Linked DNA regions of Homo sapiens: region 1 is linked to region 2. A link is an interaction called in ENCODE POLR2A ChIA-PET data of the cell type or tissue named here. Cell type or tissue: OCI-LY7. All regions are shown on one strand. Each heading gives the region's core, and the rest is flanking DNA. Links, peaks and the distances in the headings are about the cores only.

Evidence for each region. Peaks named below come from ENCODE experiments on the same cell type or tissue, not always from the same donor. Only the 100,000 strongest peaks of a DNase experiment are listed, where the experiment ranks them.
Region 1: POLR2A ChIA-PET joins it to region 2 with 6 read pairs; 4 of 35 experiments call an interaction of 5 or more read pairs at or near these places.

What each region holds. Positions count from the first base shown.
Region 1 is chr6:406,702-412,072 of GRCh38, reverse strand. IRF4 (interferon regulatory factor 4) reads right to left here. Exons shown (of 9, transcript NM_002460.4): 9 at 630-4,618. The coding sequence ends at 4,475. Among named protein-coding and RNA genes, the nearest start is that of IRF4, 18 kb to the right of the region's middle. RefSeq lists enhancers at 236-385, 1,286-1,435, 1,856-1,945. In OCI-LY7, for the core only: CTCF peaks have their summits at 2,886 and 3,089; a DNase peak (open chromatin) is centred at 3,052.
Region 2 is chr6:349,810-355,180 of GRCh38, reverse strand. DUSP22 (dual specificity phosphatase 22) reads right to left here. Exons shown (of 7, transcript NM_001286555.3): 7 at 3,826-5,371. Among named protein-coding and RNA genes, the nearest start is that of IRF4, 39 kb to the left of the region's middle. RefSeq lists enhancers at 1,154-1,203, 2,855-3,709. In OCI-LY7, for the core only: CTCF peaks have their summits at 3,389 and 3,667 (motif pointing left); DNase peaks (open chromatin) are centred at 330, 1,163 and 3,260; H3K4me3 peaks cover 671 bases; H3K27ac peaks cover 2,912 bases.

The sequences.
Region 1 (5,371 bases), core at 232-5,231, 57 kb before region 2:
TGTAACCTTCAGCTGCAAGGATTTTAGCACCAGCAGCTGCAGCCTGGTTCTTTGAGTTTTTCTGCTGGACTGGAAGTTAGTAGGTGCATAGGAGCTGAGCCATGTAATCAGTAGAAGCGATGAAGCTGAGAAAGGAGACTCCCTTGCCTGGCTGCTCAGAGAGAGGAAGAGTTTGGAGCTGAGGTCAACAGCAGACGTACGGATCCCCAGGGGTTCCATCTAAATCCTGTTCTCTTTATCCAGTTTTCCATTTGATTTTCACATTTGGAGTGTTAGTTAACCTATATCCCTTCTTTTTAGCAATGACCAAAATCAGAGGAGCTTCGAATATAAACAAAAGAAAACATTAAAAACAACTTCCTTGAAAGCCCTAAACCTTTTAAAGTACAGATAAAGGAAGAGGAGGCAGATGCTAACGGGAGAGCAGGATGATTACTCTTCACAGACACTCCTCTGTGTGGGAGGAGCAGCCCGGCACTTGGCCAGCGTTTGTCTCTTTAACAAGGTGAACACTTGGAGATCTGATTTCAGAGACACGTACAGCAGCCTCTCTGAAGGAACGTAACCGCAGGAGAAAGTGCTTTAAAAGCTATCAGGATGCATGTTTAATAACACACACACACATTCCATAACAAATTTTTAAAAGTTTTTATTTACCTAAAAACATAAATTTATCAAACATATCAATTTGCTTTGCAGAGCAATTTACATAAAAATTCATGATGTATACCAACGACAGCATAGCATTATCTACCTCAGTTTGTGAAGCATCCTTTCCTACAGATCTCAGCAAAACGCAGAGCCAGTAGGGGAAATTCAAGCTTTCATTTGGGGGCCTCTGGGGTCCTACCTGCTGGCAGTTCTTTCAGCAGAAAGTGGGGTACGGGGGATGCTGAAGAGGGGGAAGTGGACCCCATTGCCTGTTAAGTCCCATCTGTCTCAGTTTGAAGCAACACGGGAATTTCCATTGGAGGAGGGTTGGCCTGCCGGCCTGGCCCTTCTCTCACGTCCCCTCTACTTCAGCTACATTTCTTATGCATGTTCCTCAAAGCTGTGAAAATCAATACAAAAAAAAACTGACCTTTACTTCATTCCTGTAACAGGCTATCAGGATCTCAAGGAGATCCACCTGCATCGAGATCAGTCTCAAAAACGGGGCATGTAAAACATAACTTACAAAATGGTGTGTAAGGTCTGAGAGCCTTCACGCACCATTCAGACAGATGCAGCTGGCCACAGAGGACTTGGGGAGATACGTAATACAAATAAAGACCTTAACCAATCCCAACACTTTCAGAAAAACTTTCACCTGTGGGGAAGTGGGGGCATGTGACTGGAGAGCAATGAACGGAAGTTTACACTGGATCTGAATTGTTACTAAAAAAGTAACTGACACGCACACACAAGTGGCCTTCCTGGCGGAGCATCAACAAAGCCAAGAGGTGCGAGTACCCAAGACTCCCAGAGTTGTTCCACCCCTGGGGCTAGCTGTATTTATGCCCTCGCTCAAAGACCAGCTTTTTCAAACACTAATACCTACCTGCCCTTGGTGGTAACAATACTGTAAGGGCTGCTCATTTCACTGTAGGATTTTACATTTTTCTCACCATGGCACAGTCTCTTTTTAGTTCATACCCAATAGTCTAGCTGGGTTTTCTGTAGGGCGACTAACTCTCCTGTTTTCGCTCAGGACTCAGGGGCTTCCTAGGTTTCAGTTGTAAATGAGTCGGTCACTTGGTTCTCTATAGTGTTCCAGGAGATATTAATTACTGCTTGAGGTTTTCCTAAATATACAAAATCTCAAGAACAAGACATAAACCAAGAAATGCACCTGGGAGACACATACATTTTTTCCATATGACCCAGTGCTCTTTAACAAGTCCTCAAATCTTCAACAGCACTGTCCACTGAGTACAAACTAAATTCTAGTTTGCCAATTCCACTTTATCAAGACAAGGAATGAGGAAGCCGTTCCTTTTCAGAGTCCTGAGACAAGTGCTAGGATTCCTAACCCTGAGTATTTCATAGCTAGTTCATTCCCTAGGTCATACCCTGGATCACTCAGAATTTTAAAAAGTCAACATACACATAGATGTAAAGATAGGAAAGGAGGTAGTGGCCCCAGCCAAGAAGCATTTTCCAGAAAATTCAGCTCCACTGTTAAAGCAGCATAATATTTAAAAAAACAAAGAAGAAGAAGTCACAAAGCAATTGAAATGGAGCATCCGCTTGGAGAATTAAGAAGACAGGGTGCTCCTGAGACAGACTTCCAAGACAGCTTCTTTGAAGTGCTGTGTGGGGTTAAATATTCTTCAGCAAAGAGGGTCACAGGTAAGGGCCCCGTGAAACAGCAGTTCTTAATATCATCTTTATCTTCCCTTAGGATAATATACCCCAAAATACTTTGCATCTATAAGATGTATACATCACTGCAGTTCACGAAACACAGTCTGCTGCCCAATACATATCCATGTTGCATGGCTAATGAAATGTCAAACCCTACTGGGTACATGGCAGTGGAGCTCCACAGCAAGGCCTCTGAGCAGAACGAGGTAAATCTTCACTGTTAGCTACAAAGAGCACTGCATGAAAGTGTGTGCAAGATGACTCCATGAGGTTTTCTTTTTAAGTTTATGTATATTTACAGAAAAGTGAAATGTGTTGGAAGAATAAACACCCCTTCTTGTGGACACTTTTAGAGAGGAGAATTTGGGCTGGGAAAAAAGGAGATCCTTTTTATTTTTTTGCTGTTCTCTACTGTTTGTCTTTTCTGTAGTTAATATTAATATTAATTGTATTAATATTCTGACTTTAATATTAGAAACTTTTTAAACATTAAAAAATAATGTTTCAGTGCTCACTGCTCACTAAGCTTGATAAAGGCTGAACTGTGTAATGTAGGGATACAGCAGGCACTTACTAGGTGCTTGTTGAATGAATTTAAAATATCCATTAGAAAAGCAGGAACACACATTTGAGAGCTACGCAATCTTCTGCTGATCCTGGGAGTAATAGTAAATATCCTGTAGTATGAGAAACGGCCTGGAGGTGACGCCCCAGTCTACTGCTGTACTTTCTCAAAACCACAAAAATGTAAGTGATAGGTATACTTAAGCAAGTGGAGGTCTTTGGGATTCTATAAATAGAAGCATTTGGAAAAAGCCAAGTAATTTTAAGGCCCTGTCAAACTATAATTGGCACGAGGAAGCATAGAACAGATGAAATAAGCAGAAACAGCCCACTGAGTGTGCAGTTCCGTAGTCAGCTCCATCCTGCTTCCAGTGGTGGGTCCTGGCAGTGCTCTCCAGCCTGGGAGTCCCCGGCTCCTCCTCCTTTAGTGTCGCCATGGCTGATCGCTGGACAGCCAAACAAACAGAGGAGCGTGGCACAGAGGAAGGGAACAGATAGTTAAGTACTTGGACAGAAGGGCAACAGTTCAAGTATTAAGATTTATGTTCCTTAATTTCTTCTTCTTTATGCGAAGAATTTTAGCATCTCTAAAGAATGAGGGTCAAAAAGATGCAGAAACAAGAAAACTTAACCATTACTTAGACATTACTAGATTGTAGGACAGACAAAAATGTCCCATCCAAGAGTAGCGCTCATGTTTTTTGACTCAAGAAAATAGGAAGTTTACTAACTGGCTTCCAGGAAAGGCCAAGGAGAGAAAGCCAATGGGAAGGAGGGCGGGGCAGAGGGACCCACACCAGGAAACCGCTGGCAGGTGGGGGATGGGCCTCCCCAAGGCTACAGGCACGGCTTCAGTCAAAGATTCATTTCCTTCACTCAGCAAGTGTCTTCCACAAGAACTGCAGCTCCTACATACATTAATACATTTCTTTTACGTGTGAGGCTTCTTCAATTTACATCTTACTTCCCTGAGAAATGGCACAGACATACCTACAAGCAGTCATCACTCTAGTCAGTGTCAATACTGAAAGGCAAGTTTTCTCTGTCTTCCAGCAAGACCTAATCTACAACAAATTAAAGAGCGCATTTCAGTAAATGTAAACACATCACTTGGTCAATTTTCACAGTGATCATCAATGATGGCAGTCTACAGAACACAAGAAATGCAAAGCCACCCTTCCTTTTGAAATAAGCTCATCTGCCAATCAGATGTCACTGATTTTCCATGCTTGTCTCGCCGCAATTCTCCTCAACCGCTGAACTGAAATCTCCACTTCTGAATTCCTCAAAACAGTAAGAGGGCAGTCAATTGGACGCTTTCACTAAAGTCAAATATTTACAATGAAAATCACTTGTCTTGGGTGGGTGCAGTGGCTCACACCTGTAATCCCAGCTACCAGGGAGGCTGAGGCAGGAGAGTCTCTTGAACCCAGGAGGCGGAGGTCACAGTGAGCTGAGATTGTGTCACTGCACTCCAGCCTGGGAGACAGAGCAAGACCCCGTATCCCCGTATCAAAAAAAAAAAAAAAAAAAGGAAAAAGAAAACCACTCATCTTGACATTTTTCATTCTTGAATAGAGGAATGGCGGATAGATCTGTGGTAATCTTCTGGATTGCTGATGTGTTCTGGTAAATCGTAGCCCCTCAGGAAATGTCCACTGTTTTGTTGAGCAAAATAATATAGTTGTCTGGCTAGCAGAGGTTCTACCTTTAATAAGAGATTTTAAAAAGACATTACTGAGATATCCTGCAACTGGCTCACTATTAAACAGCACTCAGATTCTAAGGAGACAGTAACGTAAAGCCCAAAGTTACATCCTAGAACACATCAAAACATTTCATATTTGGAGCCATCTAAAGAAGCAATTTTTTGGTTAGTCCTTCCATAGATCAACATGTAAAAAAACAGCCAAAGTGACTTAATTCTGGGTTAAAGATGTTACTTTCAAATCGACTGCCACTTAAAATGTACATTTAACTAAAACTGCATCAAATCAAGTAAAGTGATCAAATTAAAAGGAAGTCTGAGGGAATCTGCAGGGTAATTTAGGCCAATGATTTTGTTTTTCCACAACTGCAGTTTGAAAGAAACAAGGAGCTCATCCTGAATGATTTGATTTCTAGGTAATCTGTATAGTTCTCAACCAGAGGTAAAAGAAATAAAAAGTAAAGTTAAACAACAACAAAACTACTATTGTGGAAAAAGAGAAGCTAACTGGCCTCAAATTTATACTGTCTGGTTATTAGCGTGGATCACACTCACCAAAAAACAAAAACGCCTTAATGTTCAGCTTTTCCTGAATTTACAGCATCTAAGGCAAGCTGAATGCTCTCCATCAATCATGATATTAGAGACTGTATTTTATATATGACGACTTAAGCTAAACTCCTAAGTACCTGAAATGAATTAAATTAATAATTTTTAAAAGTGGAACTCATAGGTGTACACGTGTGTTTATTC
Region 2 (5,371 bases), core at 310-5,309:
GGCACAGTCGCTCACACCTGTAATCCCAGCATTCTGGGAGGCTGAGGTGGGTGGATCATTTGCGGTTAGGCGTTCGAGACCAGCCTCGCCAACATGGCGAAACCCCGTCTCTATTAAAAATATAAAAATTAGCCAGGCGTGGTAGCACACGCCTGTAGTCCTAGTTACTTGGGAAGCTGAGGCAGGAGAGTCACTTGAACCCGGGAGACAGAGGTCGCAGTGAACCGAGACTGCACCACTGCACTCTGGCCTGGGCAACAGAGTGAGACTCTGTCAGACACACAAAATAATAATCACCATGGGCAGAGAGAACAGGTGTGCAGCAGGGGTCTGCCTGGGGCCCAGGAAAGGCAGCCTCTCAGGAGCAGCAGCCCTGCTCTCACATGTGCCTCATCTGCTGCACCAGCAGCACCCCAGCCCGGAGACACGGCAGGTATGGACAGAGCCTTGGCTACCCAGCTTCAGGTCCTGACCACTCACGCTCACTGCACAATGCCCCAGGACTAAGGTAATCTCCCCAAATCTTGCTAATGACAGAAACAGAGCTAGCCTGACCAGGAGATGACATTAGTCTTTGGAGAGCCAATATTTTATCCTTCACAGTAAAATAGGAAATCGGAAATTTGAATTCAATCTTCATTTTCATGAGTCTGGTCCCTGGGAATGTGTCCTGGATGATGGACAAACATGGTACCTAACCGCAGAGCCAGGTTACACCCAAGCACAGCCCCGCTTGGAGGCCCCTGATCTGGGACCCACCCAGCCCCTTCTGTAGCATCTTCCTTAAACCTTTTTGCAGAGGCATACACACCACACAGTACAGGAAGATGCTGGGACAAAAGAGCCACCGCACTGTTACCAAGGTCCCAGAGAGCAGGCGGGGCACTGGGCCCTCACTCCCCAATATGCAATCAGTCACCAAGAATAGTTGCATGTCCTTCCCCACCCTCCATCAAGTCCATTTGCCTGCTGGGCCCCTCTTCATCTCCACCACCATGACCCGTGGCAGGCTGCTGTTTTTTCTCACCGGCATAGTCCTAGCAGCAGCCTCCTGACTGGCCCCAACATGCAGTCCCACCCCACTTGGGCACCTGCGTGAGCCTTCTGCCTGCACATCCATCATGCGTCCCGCTGGCTCAGCACCCTTCAGCAAGTCCTCCACTCCCCCACCATCTGCAGAATTGCAGCCGCACCACTTACAAGGTTACAAGCTCAGGAGTCAGACCTCTGAGAACATGGTAAGGTGCTGCCCCTCTCAGCCTGCTTAGCTCCAAGGGCTGGCCTAGGAAGTAAACCTGGCTGGTCAGGCTTCGGCTGTGCTCGCAGCCTTGCTGGCACAATCCCAGCACTGCCCAGCCCTGGGGAGGCTGCTCTAGTTCTGCAGTGGCTCTCGTTCCTGACCCCAAGGTCTTTCATGCCTGCTGGCTAGCCCACGTGCTGAGCCTCCACCTGAACTCTCCTTCCTTCCCGCCATGCCCAGCTCATTCCACGGCTTATACTGCAGGTCTTAAATTAGGTACTGCGTTTTCTAAGATACTTCCCTTAAATGTTCCCACCTCCTCAAACTGGAATGTGTCTTTTCACCCCTTTCCCCCATACACGGCACCAGGGACAGCTGTAATAGTCCTTACCATGCTGTCCTGTAAGTCAGCAGTCCCCAACCTTTTTGGTACCAGGAACCAGTTTCGTGGAAGACAATTTTTCCATGGATCACAGTGGGGCAGGGATGGTTTCGAGACGAAACTGTTCCATCTCAGATCACTGGGCACTAATTAGATTATCATAAGGAGCGTGCAACCTAGATCCCTCGCATACGGTTCACGATGGGGTCTGTGCTCCTATGAGCATTTGATGCCACTGCTGATCTGACAGGAAGTGGTCACCTCCTGCTGTGTGGCTCAGCTCCTAACAGGCCATGGACCAGTACTGCTCTGTGACCCAGGGGCTGGGGACCCCTGCTGTGAGTGACAACTTTCCTAACTGCCAACCCCCCCAGGCCACAGTCTTTCTGAGAATCAGGAGTGTGTCTGAGGCCTGGCTGGATCCCATAGCACCTGTTACGATCATTATAAATTTGTCAAGTCAATGAATGAATGAATGAATGAATGAATGGAGAGGCAGCTGACCCAGTTAAGTCTCCTCTGCTTATAGGCTGTGATTCTGAGTTTCAGGCTAGAAAAGATCTGTGTTCAAAGAAATTGAAGAAAAAACAGCATAACGGAAAGTGCCGTGGACCTCAACCCACCTCATTGTACACGTCCAGGTCTTCACGGGGGCTCAGAGGTTGCCAATTCCCATCTCCAGGGTGACCCACAAGGCCTGGCCTGCTTGTGAACAGACCGGGATCTCTGGCTTGTAACATCTAAGATGGTCAATACCATCTCAGCATGGCCCTGAGCTTCCGGACAGAGGTCAGGAATTGACTGCCCCCACTCGATGGCCCAAAACAAACTCCCAGAGACTGGAGGGGGGCAGGCAAGGAGAGCTTCCTGGTGCCAACACTGCTGCCTGAGCCTGGCCCTGCCTCAGTGGAACCCTCCAGAGCCCTGGGCCGGAGCCCATGAGTGACTCTGCTGAGCTCCTCCCAGCTGCTTTCGCCAGCCACAGCTGGCAGCCCCTTGTGCCCTCACTCCTTCCCTCCCTGCCCACTGATTTGGGACCAAAAGATCCAGCAGGTTCCAGTCCCAGCAATGTGGACATCTTCAGGCGCATTCCGAGGTGCATTTCACAGCCCCTCTGAGCCTCGAATGAGTGAAATACCTTCTCTGTCAGTTTAAAAAGCTTAGGGGCAACAGTTCGGGACCTGCAGAGCAGCACGCAATTATGAGATGATGGGTGTTGGTGTCAGATATAAGCCTGCAGTAAGACATGGTAGTGGGGAGTGACATTGGCTGAGAGCTGGGTGACCCTGCAGACTGGGGCTGTTGCATGAAAACCTGTTTTCCTGCTGTGGCTACTGCCTCACACCCCAGGAGACACACACAAGTCTTCCTGGGCTGTGCTGGGGCCTGGCTGCTGCCTCCTGAGTGGGCCCCACAGGAGACACAACCAGGGCTTGCTGGTCTGGCCCATGAAAACACTCAGAGGCACCGAGGACAGAGCCACCTGTGCCATACCAGGCATTCAGAGTGTCCCCTCACGCTCATCGGACTGCTGCAGAGGCTAGAAGCTCAGGAGTCAGACCTCTGGGGACCTGGCAAGGTGCCTTACCTCCCTATGCCTCTCCTGTGGCCCCCAGCCACTCCCCTGAGCTGCTGCCGGGAGCTTCAAGGCATCAGAATCTACATAAAGTCTGCCACCTACAGTCAACCAGCTCATGAGTTCACTTGCCTTTAGATCAACCCAAACTTACCCTAGCAGCGTTAAATTTCCCTTTTCCTCCACCAGATCAGAGAAGGAAAATTTTACAAATTGACTTAAATTTCTCGTCAATTCAGGTGACGTTCCCTCAGATTAAAAGCTGAAGATGGAATGAGAGTAGCTGTGTTCAATGCTGTGCGGCAGATGCACACGGCGCGGCTGGCTGCATGCTCCTGGGCAAACACAACTCGTTCCAGGTGCCGAATACGCCGCTCCCACCGTGCAGGCAAAACAGAACTAACTCTCATGTCCACATTTCCTTCGCCTCACACTCATGGCCTATTTTTCTTTCTTGGAGACATGAATTCACCTTTTGTAGCATCTGCTATAGCGCCTTCTGGAGGCAAACAATAGCCTCTAAAATAAAACCAGGAGTAGGCTTCAGTCTTGCCTTGGAATCCCTCACAGGCAGAAGGGCGCGTGGTGACTGCCCCTTGGCTAGGGAAGAATGCATCGCACGCGACCTTAAACTTGGCTAAGTTGCCCTTTATTAACGAAAACATAGAGCTTTCGGTCAATTCCACCACGGAGAACACAAACCAGAGATAAAACCCACACCAAGGGCTATTTCCCAAGCTGGGGAATTTGAGAACACACGGGCAGAGTTCACGCCACACAACTACACTGGGCTCGTCCTTGGGAGGCGTTCACAGGAAGCAATCACGAGCGCCAAGCCACCCACAAGGCAGTGCGGCAAGGCTCCCGGGATCCTTACAGGCATCCAAGCGAGGTACAGAAACCTCCACAGCAGTGGGGATAAGGGGAAAATATTTTCTCTTGCTAAAGAATATCCTTAGTTCTCAACATAAACATGACTACGTATATATTCAGCTTCAAATGAAAAACAAGTTTACAAATCACTACTGGATACTTAAACTCTATGTTGCTTTTCTTTTTGGCAGCACCAGCCTAAACTCTGTGGGTTTGCAATATTTCAGAAACTTCAGGTACATTACAGTCTTCTGAGAAAGGCCCAGAACTTCAGAATTCCCGGAGCGGCTGTGAAGAAAGAACATTACTGGCAACAAATATTAAAACAACATTTCAAGAACTCCAAGAATACACTGAGAGGTTTGTAAAGGTGCACATATTTAAGCATTCAAGCTATATCCTAAATCATTTTTCTGTTAACGTATTTATTTTTGGCTTAGGAAAAACATGTACTTTATTGGCAAATTGTTTTAGCTGTAGACGGATGGATGATTCTACAGCCACACTCCCCTTTCCGGGTGTACATCCGGGGCCTGTGCACCTGCGCGGAATCAGGCAACTTTGTTTTTCCCGGTCCCCAAAAAGCTCACCTTTGACACACCCTCTATATGCACAGGAAAACTGCTCTTCTTATTCAGGGTCTCTTTTTGTGGTGGAATTCAGAGAAACTGGGTTGCAACATCTTTTTAGGGAGAGGTCGAGTATGTTTTTTCATTCGAGTGACTCTGCATGCTTAAGGAATCTGAGTCGGTATAAAGGACTAGACCACTGAATTGCGTACAGCGTCCCAGGATGCCTGCAGCCCCAGAGTACAAACTGTAGATGCTCTCGTGGCCTGAATGTGGAATTTTACCCACCAGAAAGCATTACTGGAGCCCAAACTGGCAACTTTAAATAGCTCAATGATATCGGTACCTTCCCCTTTGGTTTCAAAAGCAATCATGACCGAACATTTTCAACTGTGAGGCAAAGCTGACTTGCATACCAAAAAACACCTTTCCAAAAACATTCAATGAGGTAGCTCAGATCAATTATCAAACCCAAGTGAATACCAAGAAGCTTAATAAATGCTCAGGCATTTTAAAATGCAAATTGCTACAGTGCCTAATAAATGCTCTTTCTTCCCAATTCTTGCAGGTGCATGCAAATGTTGAGGAGGAGCCCCTGCAAAGTGAGGACAGCGAGAGGCTGGGAGTGAATGAAGCTGGCAAGGAGCAGAGAGGAGGGGGTGCCCTGGGGCACCCAACTTAGGCTAAAGTGCGCCTGCCCACCACAGAGCTCAAGTGCAATCAGCTCCAGA